Linked DNA regions of Homo sapiens: all the other regions are linked to region 2. The links are chromatin loops, found by intact Hi-C in ENCODE. Cell type or tissue: PC-9. All regions are shown on one strand.

The links. A loop is a pair of places that touch in the nucleus more often than their neighbours do. Peaks named below come from ENCODE experiments on the same cell type or tissue, not always from the same donor. Only the 100,000 strongest peaks of a DNase experiment are listed, where the experiment ranks them.
Region 1: a loop joins it to region 2, with 10 times the contacts of the local background. A loop is called at or near these places in 60 of 110 quality-filtered maps.
Region 3: a loop joins it to region 2, with 7 times the contacts of the local background. A loop is called at or near these places in 13 of 110 quality-filtered maps.

The regions. Positions count from the first base shown.
Region 1 is chr16:19,178,547-19,181,046 of GRCh38, forward strand. SYT17 (synaptotagmin 17) reads left to right here. Exons shown (of 8, transcript NM_016524.4): 4 at 1,845-1,993. It overlaps LOC124903658 (a long non-coding RNA gene), which reads right to left. Exons shown (of 2, transcript XR_007065012.1): 2 at 2,202-2,500. Among named protein-coding and RNA genes, the nearest start is that of SYT17, 12 kb to the left of the region's middle. In PC-9, CTCF peaks have their summits at 1,539 (motif pointing left) and 1,744; a DNase peak (open chromatin) is centred at 1,525.
Region 2 is chr16:19,085,646-19,088,145 of GRCh38, forward strand. No RefSeq gene overlaps it. Among named protein-coding and RNA genes, the nearest start is that of COQ7-DT, 19 kb to the left of the region's middle. In PC-9, a CTCF peak has its summit at 1,003 (motif pointing right); DNase peaks (open chromatin) are centred at 1,146 and 2,206; H3K4me3 peaks cover 1,794 bases; H3K27ac peaks cover 1,332 bases.
Region 3 is chr16:19,135,411-19,137,910 of GRCh38, forward strand. LOC124903657 (a long non-coding RNA gene) reads left to right here. Exons shown (of 2, transcript XR_007065011.1): 2 at 144-974. Among named protein-coding and RNA genes, the nearest start is that of ITPRIPL2, 23 kb to the left of the region's middle. In PC-9, no CTCF peak of the experiment used is centred here; DNase peaks (open chromatin) are centred at 621, 951, 1,341 and 1,971; H3K4me3 peaks cover 1,624 bases; H3K27ac peaks cover 2,500 bases.

The DNA of each region.
Region 1 (2,500 bases), 93 kb after region 2:
CTCCCAAAGTCCTGGGATTACAGGCATGAGCCACCATGCCTAGCTCCTGATAACACTTTTGAAGAACATCAGATCAGTCTCATCTCATGCACAGGATGCGTCTGAAGACCTCACAGCATTCAAAACTTGCATTTTTCAAGACGAGTTTTCCCATAGGCTTTAATGTCAAGTTGGGGGGTATGCAGCCTCGGAAGGCATAAATCTACAGCCATTATGGCTTAGGGGCATGTTATTAGCAGCATCAGTCTCAAAACGACGTCACCAGCTGTTTTTCTACCTCCTTTCCCATCCCTCCAGCATCCTTACCTAGCTTTATGAGTATTGGGGGGGATCTTAAAGCCACCCCAGTTGTAATAATATCAACTAAGCTGGGCATGGAGGCATGCATCTATAGTCCCAGCTACTCAAGAGGCTGAGGGCGGGAGGATCACTTTGAGCCCAGGAGTTCGAGTCCAGCCTGGGCAACATAGTGAGACCCTGTTTCTTAAAAAAAAAAACAATGAATTGATCGATCAATCAATAAAAAATGTTTCAAGATGTATTGAGCAGCTGTTTACTACGCAACCAAGCACTGTTCTAAGCATTTTATTTATTTTTGAGACAGGGTCTCTTGCTGTGTCACCCAGGCTGGAGTACAGTGGCACAATCATAGCCCACTGCAGCCTCAAACTCCTGGGCTCAAGCAGTCCTCCCGCCTTAGCCTCCCAAGTAACTATGACTACAAACACAGACCACCATGCCCAGCTAATTTAAAAAATTTTTTTGTAGAAACAGAGTTCTGCCATGTTGCCCAGGCTGATCTCAAACTTTCGAGCTCAAGTGATCCTCCTGCCTTAGCTTCCCAAAGTTTACATTCTTCACAAAGTTTACAGCTGTGGGCCACCATGCCCAGCCAACTTTCAGTAGAGATGGGTCCTGCTGTGTTGCCCAGGCTGGTCTCAAACTCCTGGCCTCAAGGGATCCTCCTGCCTTGGCCTCCCAAAATGCTGGGATTATATGTGTGAGCCACCATGCTCGGCCTCTACGCATTTTATATGTGTTAACTCATTCAGTGTTTACAACCACCGTATAATGTGGGTACTGTCAATATTTCCACTTTACAGATGGGGAAATGGAGGTACGGGAGGGGAAAGGGACTTGCCCCAGCACCCAGCCAGGGTTCAGCCCCAGCGGTTCTCTCAATGACTACCCTGTATCGTCTTCCTTCTCCATCCACCCCTACATCCTCCTTCCCAATTTCTCAGCAGTTCTTTATTGGGAGCACATTGAGTCACGGCTGCTGCTAATTTATAGCTATTTCTTTACATCAAACTTCTGTTCAGAAATTGTTGATTTTCAGGGCCATTTCTGCCGCGCAAAGAACCCTTGAGTGACATTGTTATAGGATATTTTTAAAAGATCTTAAATTATAGACACAGTGACTGTTGAAATACCAGGACACTTGTAACCAAAAGCAGAAGTTCGGATGCCTATAAAACAACCAGACGGTTCACTCCAGGCTGGAGATTGACAGGTCTCGGGCTTCACTGAGCCAAAGTGGCGCCCCCACGTGGCGACAGCTTAACTTTACACAGCTCTCCACCCAACCCCAGCTTTGAAATTATGCAAGTTCTTGACAGATTGTTCTAAATTGGGGAATATTTCTTCATATCATTTCACATTTTGTGCAAAAAGCAAGACGTTGTTGAGAGTTTAAGGACACCACACTGTCAAATTTGCATTATTCCATGTTGCATAAAATGAGTCTGAGAGCGGTTTCATCGTGGGTCTTAACCCCCAAGGGACAGAGATGCCAGTCCCCGGGGATTCCTGGACAGCTACTGAGACCTCTTCCCTTCCTATAGGATGGCCAGCCGGAGCAGTGACAAGGATGGTGACTCTGTCCACACGGCCAGCGAAGTCCCGCTGACCCCACGGACCAATTCCCCGGATGGAAGACGCTCGTCCTCAGACACATCCAAGTCTACATACAGCCTGACGCGGAGGATTTCGAGTAAGTATCTCTGCTTTACCTTTCTGGGGGCCCTGGCTGGCTTTCCCAGACACTCTCCCACGGAGAGTCATGAAGGGCAGTGTTATTGCTGGGGGAGGGCGGCAGAGTGGGATGACAGTCCAGGAGACAGGGCGAGAGAGAGATAATGACGGTGTGACAGAGGAGGGCATCACACCTGATTGCTGCTGAGTTTAATCAAAAGCAATCATTTTGATTGATTTTTGCTTTATTAATTTTAAGTTTGATTGAATTGGCTGAATTGATTAACATTGTCAGTGTATATCATTTCAGATTCTGAAAGATGAGTGTGGCTATATTATATAGCAGGGTTTGTCAATTCTGGTGACTTTGGGAGCTAGGCGGGTTGCATCAGTGGCCAAGTGCAGAGGTTGCATAGAGATAAACATTGCCTGAGTGCAGTGACAAATGGCAGCTGCCGCTCTGTCTGGAGAGTTACTAGGGCAGGGTGGGGACTTCGGTCAATTGAAAAGCAAATGCCCCATTGAA
Region 2 (2,500 bases):
TTTGAGTTTGTATTGTTCCCCAAATGGAATAATATTATGCATTGGATCTGCAATCTGTGCATTTCACTCGGTGACCTACACTGGCCATCTTCCCAAGTCAGTTCATAGAGCTCCATCTCGTTCCTTTAATTGGCTGCCATACTCTTCTATGAACCACTGCTGACCTGACCCAGCTCCTACCACAGCCCAGGCCTGTGGTTGAACCTCCTTGGCCTGGTTCCAGAGGCTGTAAACTTAACTACTAAGCCATTCTTCCTCCGCTTATCTTATCTTTTTGCCTCTTGGTGGACATCTGGGTTGCCTTTTTTTTTTTTTTTTTTTTTTCCTGAGACAGGGTCTCCTATTGTCCAGGCTGGAGGGCAGTGGGGTGATCATAGCTCACTGCAGCCTCAAATTCCCAGGCTCAAGCGATCTTCCTGCCTCAGCTTCCCAAGTAGTTGGGATTATGGGCGTGAGCCACACCACGCCCGGCCTGGGTTACTTCTAACACAGGCTTTTGGGGGCCCCCTAACGCTTAGGAGGACCATCTTTCAGAAGGAGGGACCCCTGGGAAGGAAGGACGAGCTCAAGGTTTTAACCCTTGGGAAGATCCCATACCTCTGATAATTTAATAAAAACACCAGACCCTCATTAAGGTCCTCCTTAAGATCCCTTGATCCAGGTGATTTGAGGCCAAGAAAACACAACCTTTCCCAACTCAGGGAAACCAAAGACACCTTTCAAAGTGGAGCTTCAGCCTCAACACCGCTCATGTCTGGCTTCTGCGGGTTCCCGAGAAACATCCCGGAGCGCAAAGCACTTTCCCACCTCATGTGTTCAGAGCTTGAAAAGGCGCTTCTCGCCCCCAGGACGTGCGTCCTCCCACTTCTGCCTCTGAAACGGCAACCCTGAGGGGCTGAGCCCGAGCACTGCAGGTTCTTTCATCCTGGATCGCGTAGAGATCGGCTCCCGGGCGCGCCAAGGGCAAAGAAGGTCTCGGGCCCTCGGCGCCCGCCTGTGTCCGGCAGAGGGCGCCCGCGCCCCACGCTGCGAACCCTGCGAGGCTCTGTTGCAAGGCCGGCGGGACAACGCCCGGCAGGAGGGCCGGGTCATTGCTGCGCGTTATATATGGTACATATGATACCCTGGCCACAATCCTCCAGTCCCGCGATCTCGACTTTGTTGAACGGGAACTGATGTCACGTGTGTGCACGGCCAGAGGCGGAGGGCTCGGCTGGCTGCTCCAGTCTGCGCCGTCCATGCGTCTCGGGTGTCCTATCCCGGAGGATACATTTTTCTTTTTCAGAAAAGGGAAACAGGAAAACGGGGACGATTAGACTCTATCTAGGGGAGCCATGTGGAAAAACCAGCTTCAGGCATCAGACAACATCCAAGGGGCTGCACTGTTTTTTTGTTTTTTTTTTCTGTAAGAGACAGGGTCTTGCTATGTCGCCCAGGCTAACCATAGCTCACTGCAGCCTCTAACTCCTAGGTTCAAGCGATTCTCCTTCCTCAGCCACCTAAAGTGCTGGGGTTACAGGTGTGAACCACCATGCCCATCTAATTTTTTTTTTTTTTTTTTTTTTTTTTTTGAGACGAAGTCTCGCTCTTGTCCCCTAGTCTGGAGTGCAATGGCACGATCTCGGCTCACTGCAACCTCCGCCACCCAGGTTCAAGCGATTCTCCTGCCTCAGCCTCCCGAGTACCTGGGATTACAGGTGCGTACCACCACACCCAGCTGATTTTTTAAATTTTATTTTAAGTAGAGACGGGGTTTCACCATGTTGGCCAGTCTGGTCTCGAACTCCTGACCTCAGGTGATCCACCGTCTCGGCCTCCCAAAGTGCTGGGATTACAGGCGTGAGCCACCACGCCCGGCGCCCATCTCATTTTTATTTTTATTTTTAATGACGAGGTCTCACTATTTTGTCCAGGCTGGTCTCGAACTCCTGGCCTTAAGCGATCCTGCCTCAGCCTCCCAAAGTGTTTCTTTCTTTCTTTCTTTTGAGAATTTCTCTTTATGATACTTTCTTCCCTGCACTTAAAAAAAATCCAATTATATTTCCAAAATTAGAATTTCCCAATGTTTAACCCTGGATTTTTAACTGGGCATGCCAGTCAGAATAAACCCGAGATTAAAAAAAAAAAAAAAATCTATGAATGCTCCTGCTCTATCCAGTCCTACTGAAGCAGCAGCTATGGGGCTGGGCCTAAGGGATGACCGTATTATAAAAACTCCCACAGGACCTCTGATGTGTAGCCCTGGTTAAGAAGCAATGGTTTAAGCCGGGTGCGGTTTCCAGCACTTTGAGAGGCCGAGGCAGGCAGATCACTAGAACTCAGAAGTTTGAGACCAGGCTGTGCAACACAGGGAGACCCTGTCTCAATAAATTTGGCCGGGCGCGGTGACTCACGCCTGTAATCCCAGCACTTTGGGAGGCCAAGGCGAGTGGATCACTTGAAGTCAGGAGTTCAAGACCAGCCTCACCAACTTGGAGAAACCCTGTCTCTACTAAAAATA
Region 3 (2,500 bases), 50 kb after region 2:
TCATTACCAGTATGGAAAGGAATTTGCCTTTTTTGGTGGTTGATCCAAAATCAGAAGGAGAGAAAGCAGGGGAACAGCTCAGATGCTAGCAAGAGTTTCTAGAGTGTGTTCATGCCTGCGGATGACTTTTCTTTTCCGCCCAGGGACAGAGTTTCCGATGTTCATTTATTTAATCCCTCTTGGAAAGTGTTAGCAGCTCGTTGCATCTGTAAAGGATGGAGGTGCCTTTGATCACTTCAATCAACTCACAGCTTCTCCCTTCCCAAAGGCAAGAGGCACCCTTGGCTTCCTCCTGCAAGGGCTCTGGGTACAAGCCTGAGCTTGCTGCCACCGTTAGTCTCCCACTGTGCTGGGGCTGAGGGAGGGGGCTGCCGGGCCCACGGTGGAGTTTGGGGGGATTTCAGGTTAACCCACAGTATATGGGAGGGTGGGTTTCTTTTCCTTTGTGCCGTCATTTTTCCAAGGCGGCAATCAAAGGAGAGCAACCTGTGGTATAATTCAAGGCTGGCAAAGAGACAGACAAAGATGATGGCAGAGGTGCCTCCCCTGCAGCCTGTGGATCCATACTGCACTCACGTCCTCACTCTGAAGGTGGCCTCCTATGAACACCTGCAGCTCAGGCCCGGGAGTTCTTATCTGTTTGTGACAGGACATTCCACCCACATGTAGGACAAGGCAGACATTGCTGGAGTGTTTGAGCCGCAGGGAGCAGCGCTCAACCAACCATGGATGGGACTGGTGGATAATCGCCCAGCTCCCTTCCCTTTCCATGGGACAGCTCTGGGATGCATGCTTTGCCCTGGCCCCAGCAGAGCTGAACCTCAGTTGCCACCTGCCCCCCAGCCCCCTCCGTAGGAACATGCCTGGGGACACACCCTTCCTTGGCTGCCTTCCCGTTCCCATCCCTGTCTCTCACTGTCCCCTCCCTCCTGGTGTTTCCTGAATCACTGTGCAAATAAACTACTCACACCCCAGCTCCTGTTTCAGGGTCCACTTCTTGAGGGGTGTAAGCTAATCAGTCTGTGCAGTTTGGTTCTGGAGGTCACTGAAAAGACTCACTCCTCCCTCTTTCTACCCTGAAGACGGAAAGCTCCCTTTCCCCATCCAGATGTGAACTCTGACTGCAGTGAAGTGAGACCTTGGGTGGGGGGCAGGAGAGGGACCCAAGGGTTGACAAGAGTAAGGAATGGTAGAAGAAAGGGCTTGGGGTGCTCCAGTGTGCCCCGAGAACTGAGGAGGAGGCCCATGCCATACCCACAAACTTTTCATTAGTTAAGTGAAGTATGGATGGAATGATCTTTGGATGCCATTCGAGCCTGCTAGCCAAGTTGTTCCTGTCTGTACCACCCCACCCAGCCAGTGTACAGCAGGGAGTGGAGGTAGCAGTCATACAGTATGGTGGTTAGGAGCTCAAGCTCTGGGTTTAAATAAACCTGGGCTCAGCTGCTGGCTTTCCTACTCATAAGCTGTGTGATCTTTAGCAAGTCACTTAACCTCTCTGAGCCTCAGTTGATATTCCAGCAACACTGCAATGAGCCTTCCTGCACATGTGCCCTTGGGCAACAGGCAGGAGCTTCTCTAGGACATATCCCTGGTGACCAGACGTGCTGAGTCGTAGGGTCTGGACAACTTCTGCATTTATTCATGAGGGCTGGCGCGCTTGGCAGTGATTAAAAACGTGGACTCACATCAGCAAGCGGTGTGTGCTTCTCGGGTGCTCTGATACATCCCTTACAAACACAAACGGAATTACAGTATGCAATCAACTTGCTTTTTTTTTTTTCACCACGTATACGTATTGGAGATCTTTCCATATCTAGCCACCTCAATATGCCTCATTTTAAAAACCATTTTATTGAATCATAATTATAGAAAATTGCATAGCAGGATGAACTTTTACAGTGTGAAAAACACTTGAGTAATCAGTACTGAAATCCAAAACCAGAATGTTACCTCTATTCCAGAACCCCCCTGCTGGTCCCTCCCCTCCCTCAACCACAACGGATTTATAAATATGTACTCTTGGCGTATGTGTGTCTAGCTTCTTTGGCTAAGAACTAGTTTATGAGATTTATGGATGTTGTTGCATGTAGTGACATTTTGGCAATGCCTGGAGACATTTTTGGTTGCCCCGACTTGCAGAGGGAAGTGCTACTGGCATCTTGTGGGTGGAGGCTTCAAAACGTCCTCCACCCCCCACTCAGGACAGCCCCCACTACAAAAATAATCTGGCCCCCAAGTGTCAGTAGTGCCTAGCTTGGGAAATCCTGTTATACACTGTGTGAGGGACTTAGGGGTTTGTTCTAAGAGTACTGGAGAAACCACGGCCTTTGTTCAGCTTTTAAATACTGCAAACTATTTTCCAAAGTGGCTGTGTCCTCTTTCTTTGTGAATACCTGCATTCTTTCCCATCATGTGGGTGTATCATTTTACCAGTTCCCATCCATTAATTTTATATTGTTTCCAGTCTTTTGGCCATTACACCAGTGCCAAAATGAGA